Linked DNA regions of Homo sapiens: region 2 is linked to region 1. A link is a loop called in an ENCODE intact Hi-C map of the cell type or tissue named here. Cell type or tissue: IMR-90. All regions are shown on one strand.

Evidence for each region. Hi-C counts contacts between places; a loop is a spot of excess contacts. Peaks named below come from ENCODE experiments on the same cell type or tissue, not always from the same donor. Only the 100,000 strongest peaks of a DNase experiment are listed, where the experiment ranks them.
Region 2: it touches region 1 in a loop (3-fold over the local background); 2 of 110 quality-filtered maps call a loop at or near these places.

Annotation. Positions count from the first base shown.
Region 1 is chr6:57,263,709-57,271,708 of GRCh38, reverse strand. It overlaps a transcript of PRIM2 not described here. Among named protein-coding and RNA genes, the nearest start is that of LINC03001, 4.4 kb to the right of the region's middle. In IMR-90, a CTCF peak has its summit at 3,441 (motif pointing left); DNase peaks (open chromatin) are centred at 3,538, 5,578 and 5,828; H3K4me3 peaks cover 185 bases; H3K27ac peaks cover 2,102 bases.
Region 2 is chr6:56,907,621-56,915,620 of GRCh38, reverse strand. The region is part of intron 2 of DST (dystonin); the gene reads left to right. Among named protein-coding and RNA genes, the nearest start is that of DST, 43 kb to the left of the region's middle. RefSeq lists enhancers at 63-232, 3,350-3,519. In IMR-90, no CTCF peak of the experiment used is centred here; a DNase peak (open chromatin) is centred at 3,560; H3K27ac peaks cover 804 bases.

The DNA.
Region 1 (8,000 bases):
TAAAAGAACTAGAGAAGCAAGAGCAAACACATTCAAAAGCCAGCAGAAGGCAAGAAATAACTAAGATCAGGGCAGAACTGAAGGAAATAGAGACACAAAAAACCCTTCAAAAAATCAATGAATCCAGGAGCTGGTTTTTTGAAAAGATCAACAAAATTGATAGACCACGAGCAAGACTAATAAAGAAGAAAAGAGGAAGAATCAAATAGACGGAATACAAAATGGTAAAGGGGATATCACCACCAATCCCACAGAAATACAAACTACCATCAGAGAATACTATAAACACCTCTACGCAAATAAACTAGAAAATCTAGAAGAAATGGATACATTCCTTGACACATACACCCTCCCACGACTAAACCAGGAAGAAGTTGAATCTCTGAATAGACCAATAACAGGCTCTGAAATTGAGGCAATAATCAATCGCTTACCAACCAAAAAAAGTCCAGGACCAGATGGATTCACAGCCGAATTCTACCTGAGGTACAAAGAGGAGCTGGTACCATTCCTTCTGAAACTAGTCCAATGAATAGAGAAAGAGGGAATCCTCCCTAACTCATTTTATGAGGCCAGCATCATCCTGATACCAAAGCCTGTCAGAGACAAAACAAAAAAAGAGAATTTTAGACCGATATCCCTGATGAACATCGATGCAAAAATCCTCAATAAAATACTGGCAAACCAAATCCAGCGGCACATCAAAAAGCTTATCCACCATGATCAAGTGGGCTTCATCCCTGGGATGCAAGGCTGGTTCAACATACACAAATCAGTAAGTGTAATCCAGCATATAAACAGAACCAAAGACAAAAACCACATGATTATCTCAATAGATGCAGAAAAGGCCTTTGATAAAATTCAACAACGCTTCATGCTAAAAACTCTCAATAAATTAGGTATTGATGGGACATATCTCAAAATAATAAGAGCTATCTATGACAAACCCACAGCCAATATCATACTGAATGGAGAAAAACTGGAAGCATTCCCTTTGAAAACAGGCACAAGACAGGGATGCCCTCTCTCACCACTCCTATTCAACATAGTGTTGGAAGTTCTGGCCGGGGCAATCAGGCAGGAGAAGGAAATAAAGGGCATTCAATTAGGAAAGGAGGAAGTCAAATCGTTCCTGTTTGCAGATGACATGATTGTATATCTAGAAAACCCCATCGTCTCAGCCCAAAATCTCCTTAAGCTGATAAGCAACTTCAGCAAAGTCTCAGGATACAAAATCAATGTACAAAAATCACAAGCATTCTTATACACCAATAACAGACAAACAGCCAAATCATCAGTGAACTCCCATTCACAATTGCTTCAAAGAGAATAAATTACCTAGGAATCCAACTTACAAGGGACATGAAGGACCTCTTCAAGGAGAACTACAAACCACTGCTCAATGAAATAAAAGAGGATACAAAGAAATGGAAGAACATTCCATGCTCATGGGTAGGAAGAATCAATATCATGAAAATGGCCATACTGCCCAAGATAATTTATAGATTCAATGCCATCCCCATCAAGCTACCAATGACTTTCTTCACAGAATTGGAAAAAACTACTTTAAAGTTCATATGGAACCAAAAAAGAGCCCGCATCGCCAAGTCAATCCTAAGCCAAAAGAACAAAGCTGGAGGCATCATGCTACCTGACTTCAAACTATACTACAAGGCTACAGTAACCAAAACAGCATGGTACTGGTACCAAAACAGATATATAGACCAATGGAACAGAACAGAGCCCTCAGAAATAATGCCGCATATCTACAACCATCTGATCTTTGACAAACCTCACAAAAACAAGCAATGGGGAAAGGATTCCCTGTTTAATAAATGGTGGTGGGAAAACTGGCTAGCCATATGTAGAAAGTTGAAACTGGATCCCTTCCTTACATCTTATACAAAAATTAATTCAAGATGGATTAAAGACTTACATGTTAGACCTAAAACCGTAAAAACCCTAGAAGAAAACCTAGGCAATACCATTCAGGACAGAGGCATGGGCAAGGACCTCATGTCTAAAACACCAAAAGCAATGGCAACAAAAGCCAAAATTGACAAATGGGATCTAATTAAACTAAAGAGCTTCTGCACAGCAAAAGAAACTACCATCAGAGTGAACAGGCAACCTACAGAATGGGAGAAAATTTTTGCAATCTACTCATCTGACCAAGGGCTAATATCCAGAATCTACAATGAACTCAAACAAATTTACAAGAAAAAAACAATCCCATCAAAAAGTGGGCAAAGGACATGAACAGACACTTCTCAAAAGAAGACATTTATGCAGCCAAAAAACACATGAAAAAATGCTCATCATCACTGGCCATCAGAGAAATGCAAATCAAAACCACAATGAGATACCATCTCACACCAGTTAGAATGGCGATCATTAAAAAGTCAGGAGACAACAGGTGCTGGAGAGGATGTGGAGAAATAGGAACACTTTTACACTGTTGGTGGGACTGTAAACTAGTTCAACCATTGTGGAAGTCAGTGTGGCGATTCCTCAGGGATCTAGAACTAGAAATACCATTTGACCCAGCCATCCCATTACTGGGTATATACCCAAAGGACTGTAAATCATGCTGCTATAAAGACACATGCACACATTTGTTTATTGCAGCACTATTCACAATAGCGAAGACTTGGAACCAACCCAAATGTCCAACAATGATAGACTGGATTAAGAAAATGTGGCACATATACACCATGGAATACTATGCAGCCATAAAAAATGATGAGTTCATGTCCTTTGTAGGGACATGGATGAAATTGGAAATTATCATTCTCAGTAAACTATCGCAAGGACAAAAAACCAAACACCGCATGTTCTCACTCATAGGTGGGAATTGAACAATGAGAACACATGGACACAGCAAGGGGAACATCACACTCTGGGGACTGTTGTGGGGTGGGGGGAGGGGGGAGGGATAGCATTAGGAGATATACCTAATGCTAAATGACGAGTTAATGGGTGCAGCACACCAACATGACACATGTATACATATGTAACAAACCTGCACGTTGTGCACATGTACCCTAAAACTTAAAGTATAATAATAATAAAATTAAAAATAAATAAGTAAATGTGGGGGGAAATTGCCATATATATATACATATATATCCTTGTAATGCCTCAGAACCTAGTGCATCAGAATTCTTTTTAAAACTCAATTAAAAAATATTGATTGTAATCTATTTTTCTACCAAGAATGTTAACCTTGGCTCTGAGATAGCATTTTTTTTCACCTTTTATGCATAGACATTTTGATGTCATGTGATATTTTAAAAGCCATATTAGTCTTCTCAATATATGAAGTCTTTACATCTTGAGGCTCAAGTTACAGAATATTTTCTGCCTTTAACTCTAACATTTAATATTCTTATATCCTACAGGAGGTCACAAAATGTTATACAGTAAAGTAATTGGAGCACCACCTGGTGGGCATTCTGGCTACATTCCTGACTTGAAGGGAACAAAATGTGGTTTTTTGAGACCAAGGAGGAATATGACTAGGAAGACATGTCTCCTCCCTTCCGCTGGAGACTGAAGTAACAACTACGTAACTCATAGAACCTTCCAACCACCTAATACTTTAGGAATGTGCTTGGAGCTCTTCTAAATCCATCTCACTTGAACTGCAAAGCCAGAAACAACAGCCATTATTCCTCTGAAGCCTGCAAAATGCTGAGTAGATTAAAAGGATTATGTTTCTGTTCTCATATGCTCAATGCCCATAGCTCAACAACCTTACTTTTACAAGAACCCAGCAACAATGATTTCATTTTGAATGAATCCACGATCTTCTCTGCAACATAGTTAAATGTAACCAGGCCAGGACGGTGGCTCACCCTTGTAATCCCAGCACTTTGGGAGGCCAAGGCGGGAGGGTCATTTGAGGCCAGGTTTTCGAGACCAGCATGTGCCACCATGCCTAGCTAATTTTAAAATTTTTTTGTAGAGATGGGGTGTCGCAATGTTGCCCAGGCTGGTCTTTAACTCCTGGCCTCAAGTGATCCTCCCGCCTCCGCCTCCCAAAGTGCTGGAATTACAAGTGTGAGCCACCGTGCATGTCAACCATTCTTATTTATTCTGCTTTTTATTTTCCTGGCTTCTCTTCAGCACTCTCAACCATTCTTTATAGCAATGCTCCCCAAATTTTTTCATGTGGTATTGCTCGTAGAAAGTGATAATATTAGTACAGTGCTGGACTAAATGGATGAGGTTGCTCAAAGGTTTTATGCAGCCTCTCAAAGAGATGCCACTGGGATTGAGCTCACTTGCCCAAGACAGTAACCCGCTTCTCAATGTATCCTTTAATGGTGTTCCTCTTTTGCCAGTCTTACTTGCCCACTCCCTGATCATGCCTCCTGGGATCACCTCCCAAGTAAACTACTTTCACCCAAATTCTTGTCCCATCACAGTAGATAATGAATACCAAAAAAATGGCAAAATGACAATAAAACTAATATCCAAGCAAAGTGGACCTTTGTGCATCAAGCTTTGCTCTAAAACATGTATCAACCTATTAGGTAAAGCAATGCATTGATTAATTAATGAAGGTAATTACTTAAATTCTGTGCTTCACTTTGCATGTGGAGGCACTGCATGCATTTTAAGAACATTTTTAGACTTATATCAAGACATTTGTCTTTCATACCTAAAGAACTAAGCTACAAAAGGTTTAATGACTTCCCACGTCACATCTTTAACAGTAAAAGTCAAAATAGTTAAAATTCATTGAGCATTCACTATATGCTGGATTCTGTGTGAAGTACTTTTCATCATTCCACTAATCATTTATTTTTAACTTTTTTTAACTATTTTTAATCATTTATTATTTTGGACGTTAAGATACCCACTCCACAAATGAGGAAACTGAGCTAAAAGAGATCGGTTCCAAATTGGCACTGATCAAAAATTAAAGAGAAAGCTTTGAACTAGCAAGTAGAGAGAAGCTGTGGCGACATAGACTATTTTTACACTACAAAATGTTATTCTAATAAAGTCTACATATACACTCAAAGTGAAGTAGAAGATCAGGACAGGTAATCAGATAATTCAAATGCGGCAAATTACTCTTTTTCACAGCAATTCATGAAAAACATATTTGGCTGAATTATCCACATGGTTAAATGAAATCTGCGCTATATGTTATATGTTTAACTAACCTTGAACTTGGTCTTAAACAAATCGTCACTTTGGTCAGCCCTATAAGCAACTGTGGTTGCAAAAAAATTGTCGAGCTGATTATTTGATTAGGTAAAATTGAAAACTCTGATATTTTTAGAGTTGACATTAACATTTCAGTAAAATGAATTCTTCATTCTTGACTCTGTAGGCCGTCTGGGTTTGTTTCCTAGAGACAGAGATGATATTTGCACCAAAAATCTAAATACAGAGAAACAATCTTGAGCAAATGGCCAAGTTTTCACATTGAGATGCTTAAACACATGAAGCTGCCCACATGAAACTGCTGTCATCTTCCATAAAGACTTGGTTTCTTTGTTTTATTTATGTTGACTCACATTGCAGCTACTTTATATTTAGAGTAAAATGGAAATTCTTCTGTATTCTACACAAAGCCAAGCAAATTGCAGTTTTCCTTTCGTTTCTGGGTGTCTTATTTGTTCAAGCTCTTTATAAATAGCCCTGAGCTTGGAAATTAGTTAAGTTTTGCTGTTTTTTCATTCTCCTTTTCTTATAGTTTAAAAATCAAACTGTCTGATTTTATTCTACTTTCATAAGACTGGGCAAGAAGCCCATTTCCTGTTAATGATGAGGTGACCATATTTTGACAGTACATTAAAGAATAGTTGGATGACATACTGGCAGGGGAAAGTCAATTGAGGAAAAAGTGTACTCAGATTTGGAAAATGAGTCAGTGTCTAGGAACCAACTGCATTTAACACACAAAATTTGCTCCAAATGAGCAAATTGAAAATCCTTTAAGAGAAGCTGCATAATAAATATGTCTAGAGTTGTCAGGCACAGAATTCTTTATAAAAAAATTCTGTTTAATTGCAGTGACATCAATTTCTGGGCTATCTATAGGATAAATTGATAGATTACTTAAACTAAAACACACAAATCAAATCACTAAATGCATTCACAACTTTTCCCTAGAATTGTCAAAGTCTACATGCCTAAGTGTGTTCTATTCTAGTAAGTGGTTGAGCGTCTACCGTAAACCAAAGTGTATGGAAAAATAACCCAAACCTTTGGAGGAACAAAATTAAAATGGCACATACCAACGTGGCAAGCTAGCAACAGATGCACCAGAGAGACTTTATATTAAAGAGCTGACTTGAAAAAGCTATTCAAGAAATCAAGATTTCTCCACTTCTTCAGCTTAATAATTAAAGTCATACTGTCCCTTCTCCTCCCCAAATAAAAGGTAAGAGTCGAATGAAAGAGGCTAACACAGACAACCTGATGGCCTTGAAAATACTGCATAATGGCCTGATCATTTGCCCACATGGTTCAGTAAAAAGGTCAAGTCATGTCTTCACCAGAGATTAAGCTGCTTCTCCATAGACATCCAGGTCAAAAGCAATCAGGACTATTAACAATCTAGTTGTTATTAATGATAACATATATAAACATTTTATAGCACTGTACAGCTTACAAATTGCTTTCACATACATTAATCACATGACCCTCATAACAATCCTATCAAGTAGGTAGAACATGTACTACTATTACTATTTTACGGAAGACATCACAATCCAATTCTCTAGATATCCCAGTTTTCTCTCCTCCACCCATTACTGAGTCTCAGTCTCCAAACTATACATTCTTAAAAGTTTTTGACGCCTTTAATCCCAGCCAATAAATGGGGACAAACAAGATCTGCCAGTGGGCAGATCACAAGGTCAAGAGATTGGAACCATCTTGGCCAAGATGGTGAAACCGTATATCTACTAAAAAATGCAAAAATTAACTGGGCTTGGTGGGGCGCACCTGTAGTCCCAGCTACTCAGGAGGCTGAGGCAGGAGAATCGCTTGAACTCAGGAGGGGGAGGTTGCCGTGAGCCAAGACTGTGCCACTGCACTCCAGCCTGGCAACAGAGTGAGGCTCCATCGCAAAAAAAAAAAAAAAAAAAAAGCGTTTGACTTTTACAAGTTTAAATCACCCCTCATCACATTGGTATTAGAGGGGTTGCAACTGTTTACCAGTGTATTCAATGATAAAATGATGGGGCTGGCTCTGTCATTATATTCTGTGAAATAATGGGTTGAGTATTTGAAGTGATGACGAGCACTCCAGGAACAATGAAAAGGAGAAGAAAAATCAGTGCGATAAATCAGGAGGCCAAAATAAATGCAGACCACTCCCCCGACGACAACCAGTTATTAAGCAAGAAAGCTACCACTAAAATGAAATTCATGGCTTGGTGTCATTATAAATACACACTAAAGAGGGCTTCAGGTACTGCACCACCCAACACTGCAGAAAACACTAAAATACTTCCATAGCAACTATCACTAAGGACATCATTAGGATGCTGAAAATGTAAAAGAGGAAAAAAGAGCCAATAAATGGGGACAAACAAGATTATTTCCCTGGTAGAGTAAAGCCCATTGTTCACTCTCAGAAGACATAAATATTTAACCACCCAAGGCAAGCTATAACCAGCTATTTCAGCTAGCCAAACCCATCTTCCTGATATATAGTGTTTTCAAAAAATAAATCAACCAAGGAGTTGAAACCCAAGGAACTCACAAATACATGTACCAGGCTGGTGGCAGCACGCTCTAGTCTGAAGGATTGATCATGAGTCAGGAGGGGAGGGTGCAAGCCTCAGCCCGGTCACTTAGTACCTATCAAACCTATTATGGGACATGTAGGTATTGTCAGGGACACAAAAGTGAATCAGAAACAGGTTTTGTCCTTGGGCTGTTCAGTGTTGTAGGGGGAGATAAAAGATAGATTACTATAAAATAAGCTAGATGTGATAGATGTCAAAAGAGAAATAAGATTGCTGCTATTC
Region 2 (8,000 bases), 360 kb after region 1:
TAGCACGTTTTTTTCCTTTCTTTTTTTCATCTTGTTTCTTACCTTTTTTTCTGTCCCTGTCTTCACTCTCCACCCCCGTATTTTGTGCTGCACACTCAGTGGGCTGCACAACCTCATCTATCTCAGTTGACTTTCCTTCCTGTGCTCTTTTTGTGGCCCATTTTCTTTTCTCACCACACCTCTCTAGGCTGTCTTCTTATGATTAGTGTTCCTGGCCTTTGCTTAGTGTGAACATTTACCACTTCAGAAATCTTGCTGTTTGGGTGCTATTTGGCTTCTCAGAATTTGCAGTTGGGAAGTTGTAAATGCCCCATAAAACATGCTTTTTTATTTTATATTTCCTAAGTTCTTGTCTTGAGAAGGACGTTATCTTAGATATACATATTTTTAAACCGTGACTCTTTTTATTTGTAGACATGGTCACTAGTGATAATGTCTGTGAGTAGTATCTCAGAAAAGGCTGCATGCAAACAGATTGTGCTCACATTTAAAGAATCATCTATAAAATCCCTTGGTCTATAATTATGAAGGCTGGGTTATGATTTGCTGGTGGCACAGCTATTTATAGAGTCTGTCATTGCGCATGACTGTCTGTGCCCGGGGCTGTGGGCCCGTTGCTGAGAGAAGCTGAGCTCTGGCTGCCGCAAGAGCAGATTGCACTGACTGCTGCTCCTGTTTCTCAGTCAGCCTTCCTCATTTGCCTTCCTTAGCTTTGAATGGAGCTTGTTTCTCTCTAGAACTCTTGTCTATTCCCACTTTGCTTTTTCATATGGTTACTGTTACCTGTTTTTGATGTGTATATTGCCCAGTGTTTTGCCATTACTCTCATTTTTTGTATTGATGAGTTTTCTGTCCTCTAGAAGCTCTTTGTTGCTGGATCTTTCTTGTCATTGAATGTTAAATATGGTTCGTAAGTTATTGATGGCACTGTTCAGGAAATCAGACTGTTTGTTTCAGGTCAGCTTCCCAGAAAAATAGACTTTGAGATGGAGACTCTATGCAGGAGATTTATTGGGGAGTGCCCTCGGGAAAAACACCCTAAAATAGTGAGGGAAGCAGGATTGGGCCACGGAGGAATTATGTTGCATATGCCAATGGCCCCAAGATCCCACAGGAAGTTTCAGAGTTGTCCCTAGTTGAAGCAATCACTAGCCCTTCCCTGTTGACCAGCATTTGGCCTGGGGGACGGGATGTGACAGCTAGCTCTTAGGCTGGAGGGCAATTCCCAGCTAAAAGCCATGCTGCCACCCTCTCAGCAACTGGCCCAAGGAATGGGGGAAAATGTGGGGTATGCCCCACATTATCCAGACTAGTTGTAGTTTTGAATATAGTGTAATTTCTACCCTCTTTTAATTTTAATATGGATGCAATGTTGGTTCCTTACTTAATATGGGTGCATTGTTGGTTCCATACTTAATATGGATGCATTGTTGGTTCCATAAATATGCCTGAAAGCCAAGCATATTTATTTTCTTTTTATGGTTCATTTTGGTACAAAACATGAAGTTGATGAATTCAGTCTAAGAAAAAATAAGAGTGTAGGGCAATTTCAACAGAATAAACCCTGGCTTACTGAACAGCCACTGTTCATAAAAGTCTGCTGTCATTCAGTGGCTAATGACTTTATCCCTAAAAACCAAAGCTGGAGATGGGAAGGATAAAGGATTGCAGTAGGGTTGATAAAATTTGTGCAGACTTTTGCCTGGTAGTTGCAGTCTAAATATAAAAAAAATCATCAGATTAGGAAAATAATCCAACTGCATCATCTATGTGTTTGATGAAATAACATAACAGATGCTGTTTGATCTGCCTAGAAACTACAAACAGATGGAGTAGACACGGCTGCCAGAGGGAAATTAGGCTGACCTTATATTTCATAGACTAGGTTGTTGACTGAGAGTACAGATTAGCAGACCAAAACATCAAGTCAAAATTATTTTTCAGTCTGTGTTAGAAACAGAGTGCTCAAGGCCCTACAGGGTGCTATAGAGCAGGGGTTGGCCACATTTTTCTGTAAAGGGCCAGATAATAAGTACAGTATTTTTGACTTTGCAGGTCATATGATCTCTGTTGCAGCTACTTAACTCTGTGTTTGTGGCAGAGAAGTAGCCATAGACAATATGTAAATGAATGGACATGGCTGTGTTCCAATGAAACTTTGCAAAAACAGATGGTGGGTCAGTTTGTCCGAAGAGTGATAGTTTGCTGACCTTTGGTGGAGAGCACATATCAGGTTGCTGAGTTTCAGTCCTCGAGCAGATACTTACAAAGTATTAGGCAAACTTCTAAGTGTCCATTTCCTTATCTGTAAAATGGGCATTGAAAAAGTATTTACCTACTAGGAATATTACAAGAAATAGTGAGATAATGCATGCATAGTATTTGGCACATAGGAAATGCTTGATAAGTAGAAATAATTGTTGTTTATGGAGCTGTAAAGAATTAAAGAGAGTTGAATGTAGTTAGGAGCTGAACAATGCTGGAAAAGTGTTAGATAAATGGGACTCAGATTCTGTTTGGCTATGTAATAAGATGTGTCAATGGAGCTCTTTTTGTCTTAGTTTTGTTTGAGGCCCCAATAGTTGTAGTCAGAAAGGCTCACATTGCCAGAGAGAGGAGTAGAGCCCTATGTAGGAGGTAGCTATAAATTTGATTTTGCCACCAGCTCTGTGGTAGACTGTGTTTTGCTCACCAATGTCTGTGTTCTCTTATTCTTGGCACATAACTAATTTTTTAGCTTCCCTTGCAACTTGGTGATGACCTTGTAACTGGGTTCTAGTTAATGAAACGTAAGAAATGATGTGTGCCATTTACAGGTCTGATGTACTGAAACCATGCACACAATCCTGGCCCTAGTTTCCATAATCCAGCAGAGTGGAGAGGATATTGAGAACCTAAAAAGCCATAGATGGAAGGTGCCTGGTGTTCTAAATGACTCTGTGGAGCAGAGCACCACCCCCACTTGCTGATCTATGCGTGACATGAGCGAGGCATAAACTTTTATTGTGTTAAGCTCCTGAGGTTTTGGTGTTGCTTGCTGTAGCCGTTAGTCTATGCTGATAGTTATAGTCAGCCATCACCGATTTTAGGTATATGGATAAAGGCTAAGGTTTCATCTGTGAGAGGTTAAAGAAGTGCTGTTCAGTAGAACTTTCTGTGAGAACACAAATGTTTTATCTGTATTATCCAATAGGGTCTCTACTAGCCACATATGATATTGAGTACTTAGAATATGGCTAGCATGCTTGAGAAGTTGAAATTTTAATTTAATTTTAATTAATTAAAATTTAAATAAAAATATGTGGCTGGTAGCTACTCTGTTAGACAGGTCAGGATTAGAGACTGGGGAATGTCTTAGCAGTGTGCTGCGCCCGACCCCAAGACTCCATAATAATTCCAAAGGGCCAGAGACTGTGGCTGGACCACTGTTCTAATGATGGAATGAGCAGAAAGGGCTGCACTGGAAACAGCCTGCTCTCCCAGAATTTGTTGGGGCAAAGGATACATGAATATTTCTTACAGCTGTCTTGGGAGAAAGAGCCTGGAGTCACTTTAAACCCCATCTAGGAGGAAACCAAAAGGAGTGATGTGACCTCATTGGAATGGTATGCTTTTGTGACTAGAAGTGGTTGGGAGACTTTTTAATTATCTGAGAATGACCAGAAAAATTATAGATCTACACAAAATCTTATGTAGTATTGAGAGAAAAGGAACCCCTCATTGTGGATTTCAGAGGTCGACCAGGAAAGAAAATGTAGTTTTTTTCTGAGTGTACACTATGATCCCTGCTTGGGCTAATCTAACATTTATAATTAAAAAGCACTTTAAGCTCTTTAAAGGAGAAGATGCTGTATCTCAAGTAGCTTCAACCTCGTAGTCTTTGTTTAGTCTTTTCCCCACCCGCATCCAAGACTGTGTTTAGTGTCTTAGGCTCATTTGGATGCAGAATCAGAGACATACTATATTTTAAGGCATGTTGTATGTATAATTTAATGGAAATCAAAGAAAAAGATCCATACGAGGGTCTGGCTTTACATGGATAGAACTGGAAGTTGGTTACAGATTAAAGGCCTCACTCCCTGCAGTAGCGAGATGCCGTAGGAATGACTCCATTCCACTCCACTAGCTGCTTCTTTTCCTTTTGCCCTTTTCACTTATGATTTCTGGCCCCTGATAGCCTCAGCCTATACCAGAGGCACACAGTTTCCATGAATCCTTCTACATCCTTGTTACTCAAAGTTTGGTCTGCAGACCAGCAGCATCAGAATACCCTGGAAGCCTGTTAGAAAAGCAGACTCTCAGGCCCCACTCAGACCCACTGCATTAGAATCTGCATTTTAATAGGATTTCCAGGTGATCCATGTACATATTAAAGTTTGAGAAGCACTGATCTATAGAATTAATTCCCTCCCTTCCTCCTTCCCTTCCTCCCTTGCAGCCTCTATGCTAAGCAGCCCAGGCTCTCAGTTTTTCTCAGACTCTCAAAGCAAAAACTCTGATAGACACAGCCTAAGTGTCAAGAACCAGCAACCATAACTGGAGGGGTGTGAGGCTACAGTACAAAACATGCTTCCTCAGGCAGCAGGGACTGTGGGTGGAGCCTTTTGTTTAAGAAGGGAATGTTTGACATTATTAAGAGATTTTAAAATATTTTCATTTACAAAACTGCACCTAAGTTGTAGTTCATTTGCAATTTAGAAAACATTAAGGCTCTCTGATTGTTTAAATCAGTGCTTCTTACCAGCAGGAACTAATAAGCAGTTGATATAATATCAGTCAATATGAAATAAACACTGTATTACTAACCTGTGAAAGTTTATCTAAAATAAATGTACAGGCCGAGCACGGGGGCTCATGCTTGTAATCCCAGCACTTTGGGAGGCCGAGGTGGGTGGATCATTTGAGGTCAGGAGTTCGAGACTAGCCTGGCCAACATGGTGAAACCCTGTCTCTACTAAAAATACAAAAATTAGCCAGGTGTGGTGGTATATGCCTGTAATCCCAGCTACTTGGGAGGCTGAGGCAGAAGAATTGCTTGAACCCAGGTGGTGGAGGTTGCAGTGAGCTGACAGCATGCCACTGTACTCCAGCCTGGGTGCTGGAGTGAGACTCCATCTCAAAATGAATAAATAAAATAAAATAAAATAAAATAAATGTACAATTCAGCTAGGCACAGTGGCTCATGCCTATAATCCCAGCACTTTGGGAGGCTCAGGTGGGAGGATTCTTGAGGCCAGGAGTTTGAGACCAGCCTGGGCAACATGTGAGACCTTGTCTCTTTAAAATATTAAGTGGATGTAGTGGTGCATACAGGTATTCCCAGCTGCTCAGGAGGCTGAAGAAGGGGGATCACTTGAGCCCAGGAGTTCTAGGCTACAGTGAGCTATGATCACACCACTGTTCTCTAGCCTGGGCAACTGAGCGAGACCTCATCTCTATAAAATAATAAATAAAAAGAAATGTGCAGTTCCCTAGACTTTTCCAAAACAGACTCTTTGTTGTCATCATAACTCCAGGGACCAATGTTCTATACCAAACAATGACTAGTTATTAGAAAAGATTTTAAAAAGGTAATATTTTGCCCCACTTTCCTTTACTTGCCAGGGAATACATTCTCTCTGAAAACAGAACGGTATCTTCTAGATACATTATTTTTTTTCCCGGCTGACAAAGTGACTTCCAGGACCAATCTTTTAATATAGGGTTATTAAAACAACAAACAGTTAAATTGCTCTAATCCTGAGGGTCCCCCTGCATATAGCACGATGGGATACAGTATTATTAAGACCAAAACTACTCATTCACCACACAGTAAGGGGCAGGACCTTTGGTTTCTCAGACTGTACTCACATGATGGTGGCATCAGCATCACTGGAGGATTTGTTAGGAATGCAGATTCTTAGCCCTATCCCAGACTTAATGAATCAGAAACTCCGAGGGTGTGGCCCAGAAGTCTGTATTTTAATGAGCCTTCAAGGTGGTTCTGATGCTTGATAAAGTTTGAGAACCAGTGAGTCAGGGTAGTGCAAACTCCTATAGCAAATATATACTCATTGGCTCAAACAAAATACAAATCTGTTTGTTGTTTATTTAAAGGTACAGGTGTGGGTAAACAGGTTGGTAGAGTGGCCTCTTTCATGTAGTTATTCAGGGACTTGGGCTGCTGGAAGCATGGTTGCTTCAAAGGTCATGCTGGCCAAAAGAGGAGAAGAGCATGGAGAAGTGGCTGTGGGAAGTGTTTATATGCTAGGTCCAGAAATGGCTTACATATATACACATTTCATTGGCTAGAGCTCAGTCACATGGCCTTATCTAACTGCAGGGGAGGCTGGGAAACGTAGCCTAGCTTGTGACCAACAAAAAAAGGCAAACATGGATAAAAGACAGAACTATGAAAGAAACCAATTACATTGAAATATAAGTTATTAGAAATATTTTTGACAGCAGCATAGGTACTTTTTAATTAATGCGTTGAATAACAAGATCTAGTGGTGTTACAGGAAAGGAGTCCTGATTGAGACCCCCAGAGAGGGTTCTTGGATCTCCCACAAGAAAGAATTCAGGGTGAGTCCATAGAGTAAAATGAAAGTAAGTTTATTAAGAAAGTAAAGGAATAGAAGAATGGCTATTCCATAGACAGGGCAGCCCAGAGGGCTACTGGTTACACATTTTTATGCTTATTTCTTGATTATATGCTAAACAAGGGGTGGATTATTCATGCATCCCCCTTTTAGACCATATAGGGTAACTACCTGACCTTGCCATGGGATCTGTAAACTGTCATGGCGGTGGGCGGAGTGTAGCAGTGAGGACGACTGTAGGTCACTCTCATTGCCATATTGGTTTTGGTGGGTTTTAGCCAGCTTCTTTGCTGCAACCTGTTTTATCAGGAAGGTCTTTACGACCCGTATCTTGTGCCAACCTCCTATCTCATCCTGTGACTTAGAATGCTTTAACCGTCTGGGAATGCAGCCCAGTAGGTCTCAGCCTCATTTTACCTAGCTCCTGTTTAAGGTGGAGTTGCTCTGGTTCAAACGCCTCTGACAGTGGCACATTTACTAACTACTGTGATTTTGAAGTAACAAGTATAAATAGTATTTCAAGAGATCTGCAGGCACTACAACTTAATATTTAAATCTATGATGACTTTTGGTGGCAAAAGTCACAGGTACTGTTGATGATACCAGGTTTATGGCCTACATTCATAATTGAACCATATTTTAAATTTCAATTATAAGTTATTGAAAATCAAGGCATATTTTTTCTGCATCCAAGTTCGTTGACTGCCCTCTTCATCTCTCTCAAATTTTATCCATGGATCAAAGAGCTTCTACGATACACTTTATTTCTAGCCTAGGATGAAGGGAATCTTTTGATTTTTTAATGGAGCATTATAGACTTTATAAGTAGCAGCTTATTGAGCTTTATAATATTTACATATGGTAAATTTATATCTTGTATAACACAAAAGTAACATTATATATACATATATGTGTGTATATATGTGTGTGTGTGTGTGTGTATATATATATATGTATTTTCTTTTTTTGTTTTGACGAAGTCTCACTCCGCCTCCCAGGCTGGAGTGCAGTGGTGCAATCTTGGCTCACTGCAACCTCCGCCCCTGGGCTCAAGCAATTCTTGTGCCTCAGCCTTCCAAATAGCTGGGATTATAGGCGTGTGCCACCACGCCCGGCTGGTGGAGACGGAGTTTGACCATGTTGCCCAGGCTGAAAAGTAATTCTATAGCAATGCTCAGTGGGTCAACGTGTTAATTTTTCCTCTTTCCAGATGCGTAATCAGTAAACTTGACAGTAGTTTGACCTTATAAAACAATAATGCTTACCTAAAAATGTTATTTTTTTTTCCAATTTCTGCCTCATTCATCTAAATTGTTAATAGATCTTTTCTTGTTTTAATCAGTCAACATATATTCCTGAGCACTTCCAGTCCTGTGGATACATGTAGAAGATTAATTCTGAATGCATTACTGCCTTATA